Linked DNA regions of Mus musculus: all the other regions are linked to region 1. Evidence: chromatin loops called from intact Hi-C (ENCODE). Cell type or tissue: heart. All regions are shown on one strand.

The links. A loop is a pair of places that touch in the nucleus more often than their neighbours do. Peaks named below come from ENCODE experiments on the same cell type or tissue, not always from the same donor. Only the 100,000 strongest peaks of a DNase experiment are listed, where the experiment ranks them.
Region 2: it touches region 1 in a loop (11-fold over the local background); 36 of 42 quality-filtered maps call a loop at or near these places.
Region 3: it touches region 1 in a loop (5-fold over the local background); 11 of 42 quality-filtered maps call a loop at or near these places.

What each region holds. Positions count from the first base shown.
Region 1 is chr10:17,728,819-17,736,818 of GRCm38, forward strand. No RefSeq gene overlaps it. Among named protein-coding and RNA genes, the nearest start is that of Cited2, 9.6 kb to the left of the region's middle. In heart, a CTCF peak has its summit at 4,428 (motif pointing right); no DNase peak of the experiment used is centred here.
Region 2 is chr10:17,866,389-17,874,388 of GRCm38, forward strand. No RefSeq gene overlaps it. Among named protein-coding and RNA genes, the nearest start is that of Gm20655, 35 kb to the left of the region's middle. In heart, a CTCF peak has its summit at 3,788 (motif pointing left); a DNase peak (open chromatin) is centred at 3,713; H3K27ac peaks cover 523 bases.
Region 3 is chr10:18,207,761-18,215,760 of GRCm38, forward strand. Ect2l (epithelial cell transforming sequence 2 oncogene-like) reads right to left here and starts at 3,067. Exons shown (of 22, transcript NM_001370991.1): 1 at 2,999-3,067. Ccdc28a (coiled-coil domain containing 28A) reads right to left here. Exons shown (of 6, transcript NM_144820.4): 6 at 5,916-6,418. The coding sequence ends at 6,364. In heart, a CTCF peak has its summit at 3,197; a DNase peak (open chromatin) is centred at 3,081; H3K4me3 peaks cover 355 bases.

The DNA.
Region 1 (8,000 bases):
TTTTGCTTGCATAAAGGGACTATTTCCTGTAGCTTCAGAGATGGTATTTACCAGCTCAGTGTTATACCACTATCGGCAAAATCTACGTTCCCAGACAGGCTGAGGCAAACCTCAGCAAGAGAACACCAAACAGCACATCAAAGGCCTGAGCCAATGAAACCCTATTCGCACGTGTTGTGTTTGTCTTCCCCCCCCCCCCCTTAAACAGAAGGGACAATGGCAGTGTCTGAATTTTAATTGCAGTGGACTGGCTTAAATTACTTGACCTATTTTTTTTTTTATGCAGCAAGAACAGAAATGATTTTTTTTTTTTTTACTGATAGCCACTTATTGGAAAGGGAAATATTAGAACATTTTCCTCAAGCAGTAAGCTGCCGATAAATAATTTAGCTTGCTTTACAGCACATGAGACCCACCTATATTTTGGGGGGGGGGACTATTAAGATGCCAGAAAGAAAGAAATTTCTCTTCAAAGGGTGGGAATGCTAAGTTTTGCTAAATAAGGGGCTTTAAATAGTTCAGGTGCCTTGGGTTTGAATTTCTATTATGTTTAGCTGTTTATAGGCTTGAAATAAGCTAAGAAAACTAGGGGGCTGTGTGAACCTAGAGAAGGAGATCCTATCAGGCCTCCTTCCTTCCACACTTCTATAAATAAACAGTGCCTTTTGAGTGCATTGATCCTAATCAGGTCCCCCCCTCCCCAAGATAAGCACAAATGTTAAAAGCAACCCAGAAATGTCAGAAGCCTGGGTAATGGTGTGCTTCCAGAGAATTCTGCTTGGCTAGCCCAGGACCTGTGAACGGCCCATGGCAGATCACAGATGAGTGATGGGTCCTGCTGCTTCCTGTTGGTACTGTTGGTTTAGGCTGACCTGATCTGAGCGATTAGCGAAGCCGCTGTCCATCATGGGGTGAAGGTTGAATATCTTGAGTCACAGGTTTCTTGGCATTTTTCCAGAGTACCCCAGGCATGCTCATCACTAAAAGCCTTCCCTCTCTTCCCTTCACTGTAGAATAATTAGTTGGTGACACGGGGTTGCAGAACTAAGCCGGGAGGGAGTCTGTGTCTCCGGAGGCAGCAGCCAGGTAACGTTAGCTGGTACCATCACCGGTTACAGACACAGAAGGCTTAAGGAACCCTCTCTTGGCCTGGAAAGCTGTGTAGAAAATAAAATGTAGGCTGAGGGGAAACTCAAGCTAATATAAAATAACAATAATGTTAATAATAAAGAAGCTAACTACAAGATGTAGATGAACGCATGAAGGACAGTCACAGCCAAGTGGGTGGGTCATGGCTACTTGAGCCCCCTCTCATTGTGTCTGCTATGGACCTGGCGGCTGGCACCTTTAATCCCCAAACCTGAGAGACAGAAGCAGGAAGATCTCTGAGTTTGGAGCCAGCCTAGTCTACAAGACTTTCTCAAAGTTTTCTTGGATGATGGGACACCGATTTTTAAGACGGCAAGAATCACACTGTTTAGGTTGCCTGGGACCAAATCTATCAAGTTCTAAGACAGTCAAAACTACACAGAGAAACCCTGTCTGGAAAAAAACCAAAACATTAGTTGTCCACAAAGAGTATTTCTATCCATTCATTGGTATTGCTATTTCTTGCAACGTGTAGTTTTGGACTTGGTTTGCAACCCCCCCCCCCACCCTACCCCAATGCACACAGGATTAAGCTGTGAAGCCAAACCTTTAGGCTGCCAGGCAAGCACCGCCCTGCTGTAGTTATTTTGCAAAGCTCTGTGACAAAGGTTGACTGAGACGTCCCTTCCAGGGTTCTCTCTCCATGTGACTGCGCTGCCTCTCCAGTGCCTAAGATAACCATCCTGAGGTTCTGAGATCCCTGTGTTGACAGGGATCGGTTCTTAGAACCCCTCTAAGGGGTAAGTCATGAAAGAAAGAAAGAAAAAAGCAGTAACATGAAAAAGAATTCCACACGGGTTATGAAAAATATTTAAATAAATAGGTTAGTAAAACAAAATAAAGGGAAGTCTCCATTGTGTTTTTTTTGGGGGGGTGGTTTTTGGTTTTGTTTGTTTGTTTGTTTGTTTGTTTGTTTTTCAGATTTTACTCGGGCAGTGGGATGTGGGCTTTAAGAGGGCAAAAAGAACGCTCTTTAGGCTTCATAGGACTGAATCAGAGAGAACAATCATAACCGATCTCGTCCTTGACACTGAGTTTCTTGTGGCTGGCTCAGTTGAGTGCGTACTGTGCTTCAGAAATTGGAAGAAGGCGCCTCACGCGTGCACACTTCTCTAATACAGCGGTCCCGCAAAACCCGTATCATCCCAACGTAAGTTAAGAATGTGGCATTCAGAAAAGAAGCGATTTGCTCCAGGGCGTGGGAGGCTGCGGTGGGACTTGGAGATGGTGCTTACACAGCACTCTTGAGATAAGCCAAGACGTCTTAAGATGGCACCGACTGCACAGGAGAAAAAGCTCTATATTAGCCGTTCTCAACCCGTGAGTTTCAACCCTTTCACGGGAATCTCCTAAGAAAACCCTTAGAAAACGCAGATATTTACATTACGGTTCAGAATACTAGCAAAATTAAAGTTAGGAAGGAACAACAAAATCATATTAAGGTTGGGAATGACCACAACATGAGGAACTGTATGAAGAGGTCCCATTATTAGAAAGGGTGAGGACCCCTGCTTTACATGGTCCTCAGCTATAAAGCGCACGGCTATAAAACAACTACAGATGTGTCTGCCCATTCGATTACACATTTGACCTTTTAGGAGTCTCAAGATATGGCTGTACACGTTTCCAGACCCAGTCAAACTATTCTGCAAGGTACATGTGACTCTGAAAGAACACGGACTGTCTAGTGTAAACCTTGTTTCACAGTTTTAACCTTGCTAGAACTTCAAGTACGATCAAAGCGAAGTACAATAGGTTGTAATTTTGTTTCCCTTTTTACTGAATTCCATGTTGCTGAATGCGGCCCCCTTTCCAAATTAAGCTAATGTCTGGGGTTTGCCAATTCTAGAACCCGATGAATAAAAATGTTTGTGGTTAAGTTCTCCCAGGTTGAGAAAAAAAATGACCACTTTGTAACTTGCCCCAGTGGCTGATAACAATTATACCTGAGTATTGATTATAATTCTCAGAATGATATTGTGTAAGAAAATGAATCTCTCAAGACACAAGAAATGGCCACACCATTAATCCCAGCACTTGGTAGTAGAGGCAGGCAGATCTCTATAAATTTGAGGCCAGCCTGGTCTTCAGAGGTAGGCCCAGGACAGCCAGGACTACACAGAGACTCCTTGTCTTGGAAAAGAAAACTAGTGGAGATGTAGCATTCCGTCAGTTTACACTTACATGATCTTCTTGGACATACCCACACTGTCTGCTATAAGGGTGGCCCACTGGCTCTCTTGCTCTCTTCTGCCACATGAAGGGTTCTTCTATTAATAGTTGTAGTGAAATGAATAGTAGACCAGGATTAAAAAACATGGGCCTTACTCTGCAACTAAATAGCGGTGTAATTTAATCACTGCTGGCTTAAGTTTCTCCATCAGTGAAATGAAGATGTTTAATTAATATAACGTGTATCCAAATTCTCATGAAAGAAGCATTGGCCTACTCCTATCGTTTTTCTTCCTGTGGAAAGATGGACTACGAGGTGCTGCTTCAAACCCTGTTACAGCGTTTCTTGCTTTTCTGTTTCCAAGGTAAATGGGAGCCTGGCGATGGGCCACGGACTTGATTCAGCTGGGCTGATGCTCTGAGCGCTGAAGTCATCTCTGTAAACGTTCCCTACATTGTCATAATAACATTATACTGTTGTTGTCGTCTGCTGAGATTTACTGGCCTTCAAACAAATATCCAAACCTTACCAGCCATGAAGGATTTCTTGTGCACAACACTTTTAATGTTTTAAGTGACTACGAGACAGCCATTGCCAGTACAGTAGTTCCAATTATGTGTGCTACAATTTTTAACCAACTCTTCATTTCAAGTTCTGCCTCACATACTCCCTTACATATTAATAATTTGGTTACTCGGGACTTAGAAATAAAAGGCATTCAATCAATAGTGGGGCTCTGACTTCTTCAAACAACTCCCCCTGATCCACGATTATCATCACCATCACTTTTATTGTTATTTAATTCCTCAGAAAGAAAATTCTATAATTGAAGCTAACTCAGAAGAAGCAAAGCAAAACTGTGAGTTTTAAGCAGGAAAGAGCTAACAGTCTATATCTGTTTGTCTAGTTTCTCTTATCCAACTTCCCACCAACATAGGCCTCCATATAGCCTCAGTTACTTGGATAGATGACAGACTGATATGTTAAAACTAGTTACACAAAAGGAACTGTGCATCATGTGTGTAACTATCCAGGAAATGACTCTTGATTTTACATGCTAAAGTGATGCTTCTAGTACATGGAAGCATTTCACTAACTGGCCACCAGGTGGCGCTAAGGTCCTATCAATTTTATTAGCACTTCCTTCTGAGCAGCTACCAAGACTAGATTGACACTTGCTTCAAGAATGTATCTCCACCCGATTTGTTTTTAGTGAACCATAACAAATTCGGTATGACCTACCATAAACTTCAAAACAGAACCAAGTCAAAGATGCCTGCACACACCCTTCCCCACCATCACTTCTCGCTACAGTCCACCAAAATTAGAATTCACTGAAGGTGGCCTTTTCCTAGGGGCTTCTTCCTTTTTGAAATATTCTCTTCCTGACTTCCTTTCACTCAAGCGCCAGTGGCTCAATTTGATGCCCTGCTAGGAACATTTTTATCTTAAGAAAGACTGACTGAACAGGAAGAAAGTTTGAATGGCAGGACTTAGTGTATTAGTCCAAAAATAAGTATTGGAAAGCGTTTGTGCCTCCCTCTACCTTTGTCTGGTCCTAAAATCACACCTGTTTCTTCTCTCATCCTGCAAGCCAGCCAGCTCCAAGGTCAGTTTTGCTCCTCTGCTAGGTCTTAGATATGGATATTGATTCCCGTTTCACCACCAGCCAGTTCCTCCATTACTCAAGGTTCGGTGATTTTCATCTGTTGTCCCTCTGCCTAAATCGAGTGCTCCTCCCCAAGATTCAAGAGACCTTGGTCAGACTTCGTCCTGCAAGTGAACAGATCCTGGACACTACTTTCTTTTCCCCCATGGAACTTAAAGCTCTTCAACCTTACTCCAGTTTGCCCCTTGGTCCTTGGTGTGCGTGCGTGTGTGTGTGTGTGTGTGTGTGTGTGTGTGTTGACAAATCATTTGGCATTCATCTCATCAGATGATGGCATGATATGGTGTCTTAGCTAGGGTTTTACTGCTGTGAACAGACACCATGACCAAGGCAAGTCTTATAAAAAACAACATTTAATTGGGGCTGGCTTACAGGTTCAGAGGTTCAGTCCATTATCATCAAGGTGGGAGCATGGCAGTATCCAGGCAGGCATGGCGCAGGAGGAGCTGAGAGTTCTATGTCTTCATCCAAAGGCTGCTAGTGGAAGACTGACTTCCAGGCAACTAGGGTGAGGATCTTATACCCACACCTACAGTGACACACCCATTCCAACCAGGTCACACCTATTCCAACAAGGCCACACCTTCAGATGGTGCCACTCCCTGGTCCAAGAATATACAAACCATTACATATGGCTTCCACAGACTTGGGGTTTCACTCTCTTGAGTTTTCTACCACGTGACTTGCCAGGCCCACTCAGAAGAGACCGCACAGTTCCCTTCAGCTTCTCTAAGGACACACGCCTTTAGAGCCCTGAGCTTCAGTGGAAGTCCCACTACCTTGAGGCTGTCAGGCTGTGAGGAAGTCAGGTTACATGGAAAGGCCACGTGGAGTTGCTCCTGCCACCAACACCCACGGAGGTTCCCAGTCGGTGACCTGTGTGAGCCTTCATACGTGAATGAAGATGACTGCCAGCACTTCCCGTCTCAGCTACTGAATTAGCCTCCAACGCTGCGCCTTCCCAGCTCAGACATCATGTGGCAGAGAGAAGTGTGAATCTTTACTTCCTCCCCATTTATAATCCACAGAATTGGCGAGCATGGCAAAAACCATAGTTTGAAGAATCAGTTGGTAAATGCCAGGAGCAACGCTCTCCATGGTTTCTCTTAAAATAAATTTTCCAATTAGAATGTGTTTTGGGTTACTGTCCTTAATTCGACATACAAGCTCTATGAGAGCAGGCCTCTTTGGTTTTGTTCATTGCACATCAGCCTAGAGAAAGCTAACACATTGTACTGGCTAGTTTTGTGTCAACTTGACACAGCTGGAGTTATCACAGAGAAAGGAGCTTCAGTTGAGGAAATGCCTCCATGAGATCCAACTGTAAGGCATTTTCTCAATTAGTGATCAAGGGGGAAAGGCCCCTTGTGGGTGGGACCATCTCTGGGCTGGTGGTCTTGGTTCTATAAGAAAGCAGGCTGAGCAAGCCAGGTGAGGCAAGCCAGTAAAGAACATCCCTCCATGGCCTCTGCATCAGCTCCTGCTTCCTGACCTGCTTGAGTTCCAGTCCTGACTTCCTTGGTGATGAACAGCAATATGGAAGTGTAAGCCGAATAAACCCTTTCCTCCCCAACTTGCTTCTTGGTCATGATGTTTGTGCAGGAATAGAAACCCTGACTAAGACACACATGGTAGATGCTTGGTAAATATTTACTGTTAAATTGACTTTTTTAATAATTGAAATCATTGACTAAGAATCAATGATTTTCCCCCATGCTGCATTTTTATTCTCTCTATGGCATCCCTGCTGTCTTTGTTCAGAAATTCCTCATTTCTCCCTAAATGTGGTCTGAACAGATACTGACCACATACGTCAGAAGGTGAGAAGGTAAGAAAAAAATGTGGTCCTTTAGCTCAGGCCAATGAAATGGATCTGATTAGCCATGCTCATACCACAGTAGAGAGAGTGAGCAGGCTGCACCCCGAACCAGCGCCTCGCAGGACTTAAGAATGGAAGGTAGTCCGTGACAGACCAAGAAAGTTGTAGGAGAGAGAAATGATCTAAAGAAACTGTATTTGAGCTGGGAGCACGGACTCTTACTGAAGAGCAGAGGAACCGGTTGGCTGATGTCAACAGACCATGGCACTATGACCAGATCAAAGCCAAACTAAAGGTTCATACTCTAAACATTGGGAGAGAAGGGAGACAGAGGAGAGGCATCTGTATTTCACAAAGCTCCATCTATTTCAGTCCCCATTCGAACCACAGACCTTGTGAGGCACCCGTAGAACTTTCTTTACTAATACGAGTGGCCTTGGAACTCTGTTTCAGAACGCTGCTTTGATTAGACACCGTTTCCTCTGCCCAATAGGCATGGCCCACCCTCAACCCCATAGTCGAAGAACCCTTCACCAAAGATTTACTCTGAGAAGGCTTCTCCCATAATTTCCTCCTTCACAACACTACTGGAATTAAAAATACCTTTATTACCCATACGTTACACAGAACTTCTTCGACTTTGTAATTCACCCCCATGATAGAAATTTTTAGCTGTAATTTATGATTACTCTGATTCTGTTTATACTCACTCTGTTATCTATTCTTAGTCAATGAAAGGGCTGCCATTGATTGGTTAATTCCTAACTTAATGATGTTGGCAGGATCACCGATGATTTTAATCACCTCTCTATAGGGCTCTCCTCAGTGTTGACCCAAACTTCAGCTAGTGGTGGGTACAGTTAGCCAACCTTCCATGACGTGAGCCAGAGAAGAGCTTTTGTAAGCGGAACCATCCCTCCCTGTATCAGGTGCCACACCCATTTCTGAAACAAGCTCTGGGGCAGGGTTATCTTAACCTACCTACAACAGAACAGTCAACAGTAGACAATCTCTTTCTGAAAGTTTGGCTTGAAAGCATAGATTCCTTTATTTTAAAACCCAAAACTGAATAAGAGCTATTTTTAAAATAGTTTTTATATTTTCAAAGCATCTTCATATAAGAAAGATTTATAGTTAATAGAATTATGTTATAAATCACTTAATGTAGGTTTATTTGAAAAAATTAAAGT
Region 2 (8,000 bases), 140 kb after region 1:
AAACAGTTCTAACAACTAGGGACTAAGCATTCAAATCTACAGGGCTATGGAGGCCATGCGCATTCAATGTACCACACTAGTCTTCTCTCACAGCACTAAATCCTCATTTCTGGTTTTTCAACTTCATTGATTGTCCCCCTCTCTTTTTTTTTTCCTAGCTCAGGCATTTAAGACTCTTAAAGAATGGTTTTAAGTATAACCCAGAACTTTTAATCAAAATGTTATCATATAACTTCAAATTATTTTCATGTATCTTTTAACATTTTAAGAACTAATACATAAGTATCTACAATGTTCATATATTAGCTTTTAACTAATAGATTAATGCTGCTACACTTATCAACGATACAACATATGCATCTAAATCATGTGGAATATGTTGGAGTTTCATAGTCCAGCTCATGGTCAGTTTTGGCAACTGTGCCATGTACAGTGTTGTATGCACAGGCATCTCTTAGTCAGTGGTTCTCAGCCTTTCTAATGCTGTGATCCTTTAATACACTTCCTCATGGTGTGGGACCCTTCAACCATAAAATTATTTTTATTGCTACCTCATAACTTCAATTTGCTACTGTTATAAATCATAATGTAAATATCTGATATGCAGTATATCTGATATACAAGCCCTGGGAATGGGTCCTTCAACCCCCTTAGGGTTAAGAACCCACAAGTTGAGAACCATTGGTCTAAACTATGCTATTCAAATCTTCAGGCTTATTAATCTATTTGGCCACTTGTGCTGTGAGTCAAAATTTCTACTATTATTTCAGGTTTTCTAATTATCCATTTTGTTCTATTAAATATTGTCTTACATATTACCAGGGGTATATGAATTTATGTTTGTGGTAACTTTGGTTTGAAATGATCATTTTATTATAAAATATACTTTCATAAAACTAGTAACTTGTTGCCTGAATGTCTACTTCATCTGATAAAATGCAAATGTGAGTTTCTCATGGTTAATATTTGCATGCTTTAATATTGTCCACTCTACTGCTTTCAATTTTTCTGAATTATTTTACTTTACAACACAGACTTCTATACCACATAGAGTTGAGATTTGTCCCTTTTTTAGATATAATTAATATGTATAATTAAACATTAACTTATTTATTTTATGGCTGTCCCATCTATTTTGTGTTTCAACTTTCTTTATGTTCTTTTAAGCCACTAACATATTATTTTTATTATCTCATTTCTTTTCCGTTAACTACTTTTAGTCATAGTATTTCATTACATATTTTTTGTGGTTACCATAGGGATTTCAACATTCATCTTTGACTTAATAATGTCTAATGAACTGCATTGTCTTTTCAACTTCCTGCTCCAATAAGCCTACTGGGCATTACAACTGCATTTCATACATTTCTACTATCTTCTGATTCATCATCCTATTAATTTAGGGCCCCTCAGTCTTTATTATCTAAACTATTGTTATATAATCCATTGAGCTCTTAATTCCATTTACCAGAGTTTCTACTTGTAGATATTCCACTTGACTTATGGTCTCATTTTCTTGTTTAAATTTCTAATTGAGTGTTCTAGGCACAATTATTTTAAAGCCATGCCTAATTATTGCAACATCTGATTGCTTGAGAAATTTTATATTAATTTCAATAGTTTTGCCTATAAGTATACCAGAAGAAAGCACATTTGATTTCTGGGCATTTTTAATTAAAAACATAATAAAACTTGTGGAATGTGAACCAACAGTCAGGTAAGGTGAGAAACTTAACCTGCCTAGTCATAAATTGAATGGTCTGAAGCTGGGCTCCAGCCTTTTCAGAGCTATCTATCTCCTGTGGTGAAGTGATTTTGGAGTCCAAACTAAGAGCCAGGAATGTTGCAGTCCGGATCCTAAACCACTGGCTGTCTCTAAACTCCAACTTTTGCTCTTGACGCTGCATGAAACTAGAAAGCTTTGACGAGTTTCCCAGCCTCTCAGTCCAGTGCCTTGAAGAAGAAAACTAGTCCAAAAGTCACTTTCTCTTCTTTCATTAACCAGTTCCAGCCACGTAGTCACTATAGAAGAAACTGCAGAATTCCTCTCCTCTCCTCTCCTCTCCTCTCCTCTCCTCTCCTCTCCTCTCCTCTCCTCTCCTCTCCTCTCCTCTCCTCTCCTCTCCTCTCCTCTCCTCTTGGCTCCTTTCATTGCCTCTCCCCACCCCCTTTCCCTCATTTTATTGCTCTTTGTTTTCATTCTTTCTCTTCTTCTTTCTTTTTCATTTTTTCTTTGTGTATAGTATAAGCTGTTTGGGACCTTGCTATTATGGAGACCAGGCTGCCCTCAAATTTATAGTTAGCCTCTCAGTTTTGTCCTCCCAAGTGCTAAGATTACATGTGAGCATTGGCAAGCTTGCTGTTTGAATATCAATCTCTTCATCCTAAAATTCTGATAATTGATCACATTTCCCTTGAGCTCAAGTTAAATGGTTCCCCACTAAATTGGCCTGAGTTCTTATTTCTCTAAGAATCAATTGTGGAATATTATTTGGTTAATTTTGCTAAGATTTTTGTCATGACCTAGTACAGTGGAAATAATGTCATTTGTGAGACCAGACAATGACTCTGAGACCACAGGTGGTTTAGGTGAAAAATGTACCAAGTTAATAGTGCCTATTCTAGCAAGAGACATGATGACAGCATACATGACAAGCATTTGTTAAGCTCAGCCACAATGATTGACAAGTAGAGCATCCCAGCAGTTGCTTTGTGCTCTCTTACATTTAAAGGAGCATACTTGTTAATAAGGCAGATAATTCTTCCATTAACTAAATTATTAGCAAAACATGCATCCCATTGACTCAAACTTTTCTATTACTTTGCATATGAGTTTGATAGAAGTTTGAGTCAGGTAGAAAAAAGAAAGCATGCTGTCGATTGTCTTTGTCCTTTGGGGCTACTGTGACAAAGATACCAGTGATTGTGTGGGTGATAAACAAACAGAAGATATTACTTCTAATTCTGGAGTCCAGGAAGTCCACTAGTCATGTTCTGAAAGATTTCCTGTCTGTAGAGGGCTCATGTCCTCACCCGCAGCCATCTTCATATTGTAGCAACACAGAGAAAGAAACTAGGGAGCTCACAGAGGTCTCCTTCAATGAGGATCTTAACTCCCTTTGTGAGGCCGATGTCTTCATGATCTCATTCCTTCCCAAACGCCACACCCTTCTGCATCATCATGTTGGAGGTAAGAATTTCCATATAGAAACTTAGCAGGGCATCAAGCATTCAGTGCGTAACATCAGTTGAGATGTGGCTGTCGGGAAATAAAGGGTTTAAGTGACTACATGTCGAACAGAGATACTGCATAGAAGGCCTAATGCTCTTCTATCAGCAAGAAAATAAAACACTACGGATCAAAGTGACCAACAAGGTAAAAATCTGAACCAATTCAAGACAGTCTGAAAGATGAGACGTTAAATAAACTGGCATTTTTCCCCCCAAGGGAGGGGCCTATGTGCTTGCTCAGCTTCCCAGCTTCTCCTCCTCCTGTGCCCGCAGGGAACAGACATCTGATTTGTAGCCTGCTTATGTTAGTCCCCTCAGGTCCCTTCGTGTTTTGACATCTCCAACCTCACTGTCAGATTCTAAGGCCCATCCCCCCAAACTGCAAGCAGGGGCAGATGACAGTGGCTTTTCCCTCACATTCATAGTGGGTTTGTGCTGCCACTTGCCTAAAAACACTCCTCTGAGTTGCTGGCTTGCCTTCCTGCCTGCCCAGACACAGCCTCTGCAAGGCAGCCACCTTTAGCACACAGAGAGCAGCAGTGCCACCTACTGAACCACTAGAGGCAGAACTGTCTTTGCAGCCAGTCCCAGACAGATTGTCACTTAATCTGGCAGGACTGCTGTACATGGCAACAGAACTGAAAACCACCTTTGTACAGCAACTAAGTAGGTCTTCTCTTCTGCCAGAGTTAGTAATTGTTTGCTGCTGCCACACTGAAGAGGGTCGCAGGAAGTGTATTCTGTTCTGCAAATGAAAACCGGTTGTAGTTAGGACCTAAGCTGTATCCCAGGTCAATTCAGCAAATGCAGCATCCAACAGTGAATGGACTCCTAAGTTCTTACCCTGTGCTAGGCACTGTGCGAGGCACAAAAGTACAAGTGTAAATGCCTACAGCAGAAAGGCTAAGGAAAGTTGGAAGGCAGACATCTGTTCCCTAGACAACAGACTGCACTCACAGAGCTCAGCTGCATGCAGACATGTCCTGATTTTTGACATTGTAATATGACCATGTCATATAGAGTTAATGATGGAGAACTGCACAATAGAGGAGAGAGAGAGAGAGAGAGAGAGAGAGAGAGAGAGAGAGAGAGAGAGAGAACAGCACAATGTTTTAAGTAAGTTTGCAGCTATCCTAGGTCCAAACATATGACTCAAAGGATGGATGGGGAAAGTCTGGACTTTCTACATTTTCTTGGATTGTATTGTTCCTGATACCAAGTTTAGATTAAAAAGCTGTAATGAGTTCCTCAACATTTTGCTATATTTTGTCTTTTTTATAATTAATTAGAGTTCTATATCATTAAATTCTCAATTCACCAGATGCCCACACAATAATTTCAGAGCCAATTGATGATACAAGCTGCCCACCTAGATTAGACAGGTTATTCCAATTATTCTGTCCTTTTATGATATTCATAGCTACCTGTGGCTATTTAAAGTCACTCAGAATCTGGATCATCTTCCTCTTCCTTCCTCTTCCTTCCTCTTCCTTCCTTTTCTCTCTCTCTCTCTTCCTATCCCTGTCTCTGTCTCTGAAAATCTTAGCTCTGCCTCCCTTTTCCCTGTCCAATCACAGGCTTCTTATTGTATTAACATTTAAATTAATTGGGGGAAAATTCTGCTACATTTTACCCTTTCTGTCCAAATAAGCAAACCTTTTCTTTCAAATATAAATTGTGCACAACTATTACCACTTTGTAATTTATAAAATACAAGATAGACCTAACACCCAGTCCATAATTAATAGAACACTCTGTTATCTAACTTTTAAAAAGGTTTATAAATCCATATGTTATTCCTGGTTAGCTTGTATATTATCTGAAAACTATCTCTCAAATATATTCACTCAATGCTAAATAGTCTGCAATGACCATGAGACTATAACTAGTCTTTCAACCCCATCAGAAATCCGAAAATGACCAACATTATCTGAAAATATAGGAAACCTAACACAGCTTTCAGAACTGAGACAAATTGTAGAGGCAGCTGCCTACCTATACAGCCCCAGAAAGTCAGGAAGTTGGAACATCAGGCTTCAGCCTTCTGGCCCAGGATCAGCTGACAGATCTTGAAAAACAGGAATTATTAAGGACTACCTTATTCTGTCCAAGCAGAACTAAGCTGTCCTAACCTATACCTTTCATCCTCTCAAGGACAGTACAGGTCTGCAGGACAGGTAGGCAATTTCTGCCCAGTGGCCACCTAGCCACAATGTATCACCTCACCGGGAGGTATAAATGCTTAGCTGCTTCTTTGAATCTATGAATGGGAAGCTTTTAGGAGCAGATTTGTCTCAACAAATGAATAAATAACATTAAATGTCACATTCTGTGGATTTCTAATGTTTTTGAAAACCAACTATCTATGTAAAATAATCTGGACTATTGTCTGTTAACTACCCTCATCTATTTCTAATTAAAATATCTGAGAACACCCTAATAATACACTTAGAGCCATGCATTTGCTATTTGGCCCTTAACTCACAGGCTTAAACATCTCAGATCAGTCTATAATAACAGTAACAGAAGGATTGGGTCCAAGCTTTGTACTTCTAAAATTTGTGTATCAATATAAGAAATTTATACTAATGAAAACCTTGATTTTGCATCAAAATAAATTCTATACAAAAACAAAAAATTATGACTTCAACTTAGTAACAATTATAAAGATTTCTACCAAATGAGATTATGGCTATATAATCAATTCTGGCTGTTTCTTCCCTGTTCCAATTATGACCATTTCTAAATTCCTTAGAAAGACAACCTTAGAATAACCACCTCCAGCCCCAAAGCTCAGGGAACTGGGACGACGACTCTTTTCAAGTGGAATATGGGCATTGAGATATTTTTGAAGGGGTGGAGGAAAGGGTAGGGAAAATGGGGGGGTTGGTTGGCTTTAAGAAGGCCACACCAAGGATTGAATTAGTCTCTGATGTCTGTGTCCTGACTTGATCAAGTTGAAAGTCCAAGACATCAGGAGTTCAAGTAACTCAGTTCAGCATGTCTGACTATGAGACTCACCAAGGCCGTCTATTCAAAACAAAACTTTAATATCATCAAGATAACTTTTTTTGGTTTGATTCTCTGGAGTCTAGTTCTTCAGGAGGTCTCCCTTCATCCTATTTGACCTTTTTACTCTGGAAGGTGTATAGACACTAATCACCTTTTCTAAATATGCAAAGACAAAACCTTTCTCCCAAATCTGCATATCCTTGAGCCAGTAACCAAAAAACAAAACAAAACAACAACAACAAAAAAAACCCCTTTATTTTGACCTCTCTCAAAGATGAGTATTGTAACCACAAAACTCAACATCACACCCATTTTGAAAATTAAAACAATTCAAAACAAATGAAGTAAATTAAAATATTGTATGTGCCTATTCTTAAGCCTTTTCTATTTTGCCATGCAGGATAATAGCCCAAAATTTCCATGGAGCCCACATTAGAGAATATGAGTTAGTTATCCTGCAGACCTTATTACACCATCTTTAAAACAATTGATTCATACTTCTATCTATACCTGCTTATAAGCAGGCAGGTAGTCAAACCAGGATTTAAACCCAAAATTTCTGTGGAGCCCACACTAGACAGAATTTGAGTATCCTGTAAGACTTATTAGAGCAATATATCTTTATACCATCTTTAAAGCAATTAATTCAAACTTTCACTAATATCTGCCTATAGGAAGCAGGTAGTTTTTACTTGTTAAGCTCTCTGCCTAGAGCAGCCATCCTGTTACGCCATCTATCTATTGAGCTCTCTACCTGGAGCCACAGACATTACTACTACCTGTGCATAGCAGATAATTATCACTGCCCTCTCTACTTGGAGTCAGTGACTAATTTTCTCTATCCTAGTTCCAAACTGCAGGCGAAATTCCCCATGTGATTTGGACAAAATCTGTATATAAATCTATCCTAAAAGCAAATAATCCCAATTTTATAAATTTACAGTTAAATCAATATCTGCCCCAAGATGTAGGCAGCTTCCATTCTCTAGCTCTCTGACAAGGGCAGCCATCTTGTCTCTTTCTATAGCAGGGCACCTCAGAGCCCTCTTTCTTTGTTTTGAAGTTCCCATGCTTGAGTCCATGTGACTAGTCCCAGCACCACCTTTCTCTCACTTAGAAAATAAAACTCTACTTCTCAGGCTAATAATCTTACATTTCTCGTGGATTCTTGCCCAACTCATTGGTTTGCCACCTGTTGCAGGAAATTTTTTTTTTTTTTTAAATCCATGCTATTGCAGGCAAGCCACAGGCAATGGCTGACCTGTTCTCATCTCATGGAGACTCTCTGACTCAGAACTCTGAAATCTCTCCAACTTGCTCACTAAGTGCCCATTGGCAGGTCGCTACCACACCAGCCCCATACTTCAAAACTCCCAAGTCCTTTTGGGGTACACATCAGGCAAACCCACACTTTGCCACCATACCTTTCTCTCTGGAGCCCAGCCAAGCCGCTAAGTGAAGGAAAACACCACACAAACTTAGTTCAGAAACAATTATAACTCAATCGCTGGGGACATCTAGAATCTTAATCTTGTAAGCCATGTTAAATCCAGTGGGAGGCACTGTTTGAGGAGGGCTAGGAGGTGCGGTTTTGCAGGACAAACTATGTTACTGAGGATAGACTTAAAGAGTTCATAACTATTTCCCTTTTCTAGTTTGCTCTCTTGACTTCCTGTTTGTGACCTGCTGCCTGCTGCCATGCTTACTCACCATGCTGGTCTCTTGACCCTCTATAATCACATAAAGTCCCTTTCTTC
Region 3 (8,000 bases), 480 kb after region 1:
GAATGTTGAGAAGTTCACGGTCACTCTGCACTTTGTAGTGAGTTCCAGACCAGCCTGGTTTACAAGAGATCCTGTCTCAAAAGTACAATACAGTGTCCGTTTTCCTAAGTAGCTATTGGACCAGGAGAGATGACAGATTTGCAGTCACTGCTCTTTTAATGCATAATTTCTTTCCCTTTTCAGAGACTGCATTTCACTCTGTAACTCAGGCTAGCCTCGAACTTACAGTTCTACTTCTGCCTCCCAAATGATTTGTTCTCTTGTCCCAGCATTTTGTAATTGTCCAAAGAGTAATTCTATAAGACACTAGCAGCTGTTTCCTCAGAAGCAGGATCTGTGATTAAATATAACTGGAAAATTGATCAGAGTTAATATTTCTTGCGGTGTACAATGTTGTGGAAGCTTCGGCATGCTGGTCAATCTGCTAGAAGAAGAAGAAATAACACATAGCATCTTCCTCATCACTTCCACGCAGTGCTCACGGAGCGTGCGTTATCTGATGGGATCACCACAGTGTTTGCTTAGTTCTCACAAACTGCTCCCCAATCGGTCAGTGGCTTACTGTAACAAACACTGAGTATCTCCCGGTGTCTGGGAGTTAGGAGTACAGCTTAACCAGGCCTCCAGCTCAGGGCATCTCAGGCAAGTGTCAGCTGGAAATTACTTGTGCAAAGCCGGACTAAGGAGAGATTCCCTTCCAAGCCCAGGCCAGCGGTGCTGGGTGCTGAGCCAGCTCTGAGCCCTGCATCTGATGCCTGTAGGGAAATCTAGCAAGTTAATGAAAATGCAGAAAGGCGGTCATGGGAGCCTGGTTCATTTGCTCAGTCAGAGACTCTGAATATGTGCTACAATGAAAGAAAGCTGATGAGCATAGCCTATGCACTAACTCCAGGCAGACAGTGTCAGGAGCAGATCAGACAGCAAGAGCCCTGTTGGGAGTCAGTGGAGGACTTGTAGAGAGCTAGCTCCCATTCTGGTGAGCAGAACGAAGTATTGCACTCAGCAAGTGTGTGAGTGGGAAGGAAAAACTGTTGTGTTTGTCTTGTTTCCTTTTTCTTTTTTGAACAACTACACCTGGATTAAGAGATGAACTGGCTGGGCACCAACTGGTCTATAGAGAGCCTTGCTTCACTGTTCGTATAAATAGGAACTGTTTCCCTGAGTGGTTTGTTTTGTAGGTGGAGAAATGCAGCGCAGGAGTCCTGCTGCATCCCCCCAGTCCTGCTTCATTCCTGCAGAGGTTGCAGTTAGCATCTCATAAACAAGACGGCAGAGAGATAGCTCAGCTTTTCTGTTCTCAACTCTTGTGGAGTTCAGCTCCCAGCACCCACATGAGGTACTTCTAATTTCAACTCTTTTCTGGGCTCTGGGTATCCCAGTGCTCATACACACAGACAGACAGACAGACAGACAGAACACACACACACATTAATTTTATTGTTTTGAGTTTGACTCTCATTACATAATCCTGGCTGTCCTGGAACTCACTATGTAGACCAGGCTGGCCTCAAACTCACAGAAATCTGCCTGGCTCAGTTTCCTTGGTGGGGAGATTAAAGAGGTATGACACCGCATCCAGCTCACACAATACTTTTTTTAATACTTTTTTTTAAGTGTTATTAGATGGCAGAGAGGTGAATGCATTTGGCACTTTACAGCTCACACATGCAAACTGGAAAGAGCTTCAGTTAGTGTCTGAAGTGTAATTCCTTCAAAAACATCTTCTAAAGGGGCCGTCTACCGACTACAGGGAAGAACTGCAAGACACAAAAATGTGAAAAATCGGAAAGGAAACACAATGCCAGTCAAGTTCATTTCCCCACATCGGGAGCATAATTTAATGTGAGTACAAGCCAGTGTGTATATTTATATTAAATATGCAGGACATAATAGGCAATGAAGTGATGAGATGTCTTGAGGGAATGTGTGCACTGAAGCACCATTGACTACATATACATACTATACACACACACACACATGAATGATAATTCCTGGGGCTGAGGATGTAGTTCAGTAGGTAAAGTGAAAGTGCTTGGCCAGCAAGCATGAAACCCTGATTTCACCCATATAAAGCTGATAAGCTGGCGTAGTGTCATATACATGTAACTCCAGTTCTGGGAGGTGAGGGCAAGTGGATCTGGAGTTAAAACCAGCACAGTGAATTGGAGACTAGGCTGAGCTATTTAGATACACACACACACACACACACACACACACACACACACACACACAGACAGAGACAGAGACAGAGAGAAAGAGACAGACAGACAAATTAAGGAAAAATGAGACTTGTACTGGTATTTTAAATGGTAATTATGCTCACTGACTTAAAGCTACTAAATCAAAACAAGAGGTAACTGCACTAACATTTTTAAAAATTTCCTTCACTCCTATTTTTCTCCCCCTAAAATTAGTGTTTTTAGAACACCATTTCTGAGGCCCCTCAACAACACAAACAACAAAGTTCCTGAAGCCAGAACGCCACAGGCAGGATGTGCATACCACTGCTTGAACTGAGTGAACTTGAACACAGACCGTGCCAGGAAACTGTTCTGATACTTGGAGCAATGTTTATTAATAAGCACAACGCCAGTACTTCTCAAGAGATAAACATTTAGCAATGTGTCGGAATTATTCACCATAGTCATAAAATCTAGCATATGAAACCTGAGAACAACAGACCAGTTACTATAGAGCCTTAGTCTCGTCTTTATTAGCCATACAGCCTCGTCCCACATCTTTTGGACTCCAGAGTAGCAAAAAGAGTGAGAAGAGACAGGGGGTGGGTGGGGGAGTTGGTATGAGCCAATCTGGGATCCTGTGAAATATTAGTGTTTTCCAAAGTGCTGGAGCACTCTAGAGTGCTCTGGAGGAGGAAAGTTGCCACCACCCAACTCAAACGTGACCCTGACAGAGGTCTCCAAGACCATGGAGCGCTGCTCAAGGTTTTTCCAGAAGCCCCAAGGAAAAGACATCTCCAAGAAGGGAAGAGCTTTACCTCGAGGAGAGGCCAAGGGCTGAGCACGTTGGCCAGGCAGCAGTCTCCTCTTGGCACTGTGCAGGAAATGAAGGCAGTTTTCCAGATCACAGCCTAGGGAGGCAGGTGGGGCACGTGTGCCCCCATCTCCATAGGGAAGACAACACACAAGACAACACACGCTGCCACCACGCCCCACAGGTCCGGTGTCCCTTGCTCGGTGCTGCACTCCAGTGGCCAACCTCGGTCTTTGCTTCAGGAGGCTCCTGAAGGTTGTCACCTTCCCTCTGTTCTCTCAAGTTCTAGGTGGATTTCTTTTGCTGGCCGCCGGTCCCAGGCAGTTGCAGCTGGATCTCGAGGGCCTTCAAGTTGCTGGGAAGAGGTGACAAATGCACAGCTGCTGTCTGCCAAATTCTGCTTAGCTTTACACTAGCCAGCAATTTTAAAGCACTGAGATGGCAAAGGTAACGTTTCTTACCCTTTCTCATGTTCATCTTTAGCAAATCCTCAAAAAATTTTAAAGTTTTTTTTTTTAAACAGTATTAGTTAATACAGGAGTCAGAAAGACAGAACATCAACATGATTCTAATTGCTTTGGTCAAGATGCCTGAGCAGACTTATCGTAAAGCCACCCTCTTCCCACTTCTTTTGAATTTAACAGAAAGATTTCACAATACTTCAAGCATGGGAAAGTTAAAAATCCTATGAATGGTGAGGCTAAACAAGATCCAGGGATGAAGTCTGAACGGAGACACAACGAAGTTAAAATAGCTTGCTCTAACAGTAGATTTTATGAGGTCATCTATAACTCAATAAAATACAATGATTTTGCAACATCTATGTTCTAAGAGTGGCTAGGCATGAAGGAAAATTAAAATTGAGATTCTGTCTTACCTTAATCAGAATGGCTATCTCCAGGCCTCTACATGCTGAGCAGCCTATGGAGGAAGGGCAATGGCTACCCACTGTTAGTGGGAATATAAACTGCTGCAGCCACTATGGAAATCCATATGGAAGGGTCTCCAAAGGCTGAAATTAGAACTACTGATGGCTCAGAGGTTAAGGGCACTGACTGCTCTTCCAGAGGTCCTGAGTTCAATTCCCAGCGTAATGGGATCTGATGTGCTCTTCTGGAGTGTCTGAAGACAGCTACAGTGTACTCATATAAAATAAATAAATAAATCTTTAAAAAAAAAAAAAGAACTATCGTATGACCCAGTTGTACCACTTCTGAGCATACACCCAAAGGATTCTACAGTCTAACACAGGGATTCCTTCTCTACTGACATCAGCTAACAAATGAATAGCCTAAACACACATGATGCCAGTTTATGTAGACGTTAGGAAAAAGAAATCCTGATATTTCCTGGCAAATGGATGGAACTGAAGAATAGGATGCTGAGATAACCCAGGCCCAGAGCACAAATGACTCTCTCACGTGTGGGCCCTAGCTTCACATTTTTAGATTTGTGTGGGTTTTTGAGGTCAGGAAACAGCCATATAAGGGCTAGGAGGTCTTAAGGGGCTGAACACAAAGCAAATGTGTTATGGAAGTGTGTGTTGTGTGTGTGTGTGGGGTGTTGCTAGAGTATAGTTAAGCAGGAATGAGTGTTGTGGTGTATGGCAGGGGGTAGAGGGGAGTCAAACACAACCAAGAATGTATGAAAAGGCCTTATGCTGTGTAAACTCACTTTAACAGTTTTAAAACAAGTTCCAACAGGAGTGAGTGGGCAATGTTCTGCCAGAATACAGTTTTTACATGAAATTCTCAGTGTCATGTATGGGACACCTCCCTATGAGTGACTGGTCAGAAAGGACCCAGGGGGACCCCAACTAACTCATTATCATTGTTTTTAGTTACTCACCACAGCTAAAAGGTAGGAGCCTACCGGTGAACACATAGAAGAGTCAGACTGGAATTGACCTGGGAATCTCACTCCTGAAGTCTGGTTTTTACAGTGCTAGAGAAAAGTCTGCAGAAGTTTACAGACTTGCACAGTGGTGAGTCCAATGTACGTACTATGATACTACCCCAGCAGGCAAGATGTGCCCACTGATGCACTAACTGCATGACTGTCACAGGGTCACCGACTGCTTTCGGATTGGATCTGAGGCCTTCATCAAAGCAGGGAATTCATGTCTGGTACTATAAACATGGTTAAAAGTTTATTAAAAATGAGCTTCTATTACTCCTTATGCAGTCACTGCCTGCTGGTAACACAGCCTCATGGGTTACACTGAAAATGAAAGGTGAACTCAAGCTGAGTAAGTGCACAGTGGAAAGCTAATGGGAGGAGGAATGCGGATCCAAGTCAAGGGCTGCCTTTAAAGCCATGGACTTCCATTCGACAGTATTTAACACGCAGAAGGTATGGAATGCACAGAATCCTGGTGCGTGTAATTTTAAAAGCATGCTCCCTGCTTTGCCCAGGACACGGCCTGCGCTCCTGGCTTAGCTCTACTCCTGGAAAAGCCCGATTCCCTTAGCTTTGCCGAGCCCAGCATAATCAATCTCTCCCCCAAACCCCCTCTCTCTGCCTGCCTGCCTGCCTGCCTGCCTGCCTGCCTTTGAAAACACTCAGACAACTTTAGAACTTGTCAGGTAACCCAATTGCTGGGCACACAATCTCCTGCCCTAACTTTACCAGCTAGCCTATTTCAGCCATCCACTGATGGTGGAGGCCTCTGTTTCTGCCACCCCAAGATCTTATGGTTGTTGCATGCTTCCCACTCCAAAAGCCTGGTCAAAACTCCTTTCTCTTTCCTTTCTTCTGGGACCGGAAGTCTCACCTTTACCCTTTGACTGACACAATCAAGAACCAATGAGGTAATCAGCACCTCCCCCTACAACATCCTCATATTTTATACACGGTTTACTTTGGAGACTTGAACCCTTCTAGATTGAGGACTACTAAGTCTTCTAAACAGAAAACAGAGATGACGATTTAAAACAATCACTTTATTAAAAATAGCAAATCTCACAAGTACTTATTCAACATTTGTCACTGGCCATTGGGAAACACACCTGCGTGTGTACCGATTGTCTGACGTAAACAGAAGCTGGGCCACCACAGGACACCTGTGCGCCACAAAGGCACTGGGTCAGCGTGGTGGCGGCAAGGACAGATCCTTCAGCCCCACCGAAGGTTTAGCACAAAGCATTTCAAGTATAACCCTTAAGGCAACAGAAGCAAGCACAGCAGCACACCTCTGTACCCCACTTCCTGATGAGGCCTCCCCGACAGCGGTGGATTACAGCGAGCACGTGGACGAAAGCGGCGCGTGAGCAGGATCACTGCACGCGCATTCGCATGACTCGGAGTTTGCGGTGGAAGATGATTTTGCTACTGGACTCAGCTGGGAAGGAACGGAGGCTGCGGATCGCTTTAGCTGCTGGACGCATTGGGGACGTCCTGTGCGTCTGCCAAGTGCAGTTTCTGTCTGGATTCATCAGTTAAGAAGAGTTTCATGTGAAAGCAAGTGTTTCTTTTCAATTTCAGGAATTTACACTCAGTAACCAGGAAACCCCCAAAATGGAGTAAGTGACAGGGAAGGGCAGAGGGAGGGCAGGAGAGGCTTAAGGGAAAGCTGTGGTGTTACAACTGTTTGAACAGGAGCCCAGTGTAGAGAGTTATGCTATGCCGATGACTTGAAGCTTAAAAACATTTATTTAGGATCTAGTGATGTAGTGTCCAATCCCAAATCTTCCTGCTGGGGTTATAAGACTGTAACATCAGGTCTGTCCAGGGTTATTTTTAATACAGCAAGAATCGTTTCCATGGTGAGGAAGCAGTAGAATGAGAACATTAAAAGACTAACGGGATTACAACAATCCCCTAAAGATGCTATTTTGCCATGTTTGGCAAAACAATTTCCTTATGAAATCCAAACCTGAAGTAATTATCACAACTCTATAATCTTTTCTATAATCTTCATCATCCCTTAAGAAAACTGTGAATAAAACAGAATTCCTGCATATGTCCCTGACCTTTTATTTTCCTCTTAGTCCTAAACTGTTCAGCCACTGCCCACCTTTCAAGGTCCAATTCACACAGTGATCTAAATACACTGAGGACAACCTCACGTCAGCAGTACAGACAGACAGACAGACAGACAAAGGCATGGCCATCCAAAGTACAGTCTAGTTGGAAGGCTTGAGTTTTAACATATGGAAAAACTCATTGGACAGTAAAGTAAGGTAGAAGAAGCTGAAGGGGAGGGCGACCCCATAGGAAACCAGCAGTCTCAACTAACCTGGACCCCTGGGAGCTCCAGGAGTCACCAACCAGGCAGCATACAGCAGCTAATACGAGGCTCCTACACATATACAGCAGAGGGCTGCCCTGGCCCAGTGAGAGAAGATGCACCTAACCCTACAGAGACTTGAGGCCTGGTGGTGGGGGAGCACTCTCCCAGAGGCCTCGGGGAGGAGGAATGGGATGAGGACCTGTGGGAGAGGGGACAACAGCTGGATTGTAGATAGACAGATAAGATGATAGATGGATAGACAGATGATAGAGATGATAGATAGACAGACAGACAGAATGGCATGTAGAGTTCATACTCATGCTCAAGCTCAAAGCAGCCGCACAGGCTAAGCACTTAGTCACAATATAAATCGTTCCAGCAGGATTGACTTGCTGCGATTCTAACCCTGTATATTCTAACTAGTTTAGAAATCTCCTCACACATGCCATTACATGAAGCAGTTTGTATTACAGAAGCCCCTTAAGGATGTTAACGAATGTGTGAAATGTCACGCTATTAACGTGTGTAAAGAAGCACATTTCAAAAGTCCTATCTCACGCTATGACTGTGTTTCCTCTCATATGAAAGCATGTTGACGGCAGGATCATTTCATAGGATTCTTATGTACTAGGAATCGTGTTTATAAACATGTTTTTAAAAAACCACATGGTGGCTCACAACCATCTATAATGAGATCTGACACCCTCTTCTGGTGCATCTGAAGACAGCTACAGTGTACTTAGATATTATAATAATAAATAAATCTTAAAAAAAA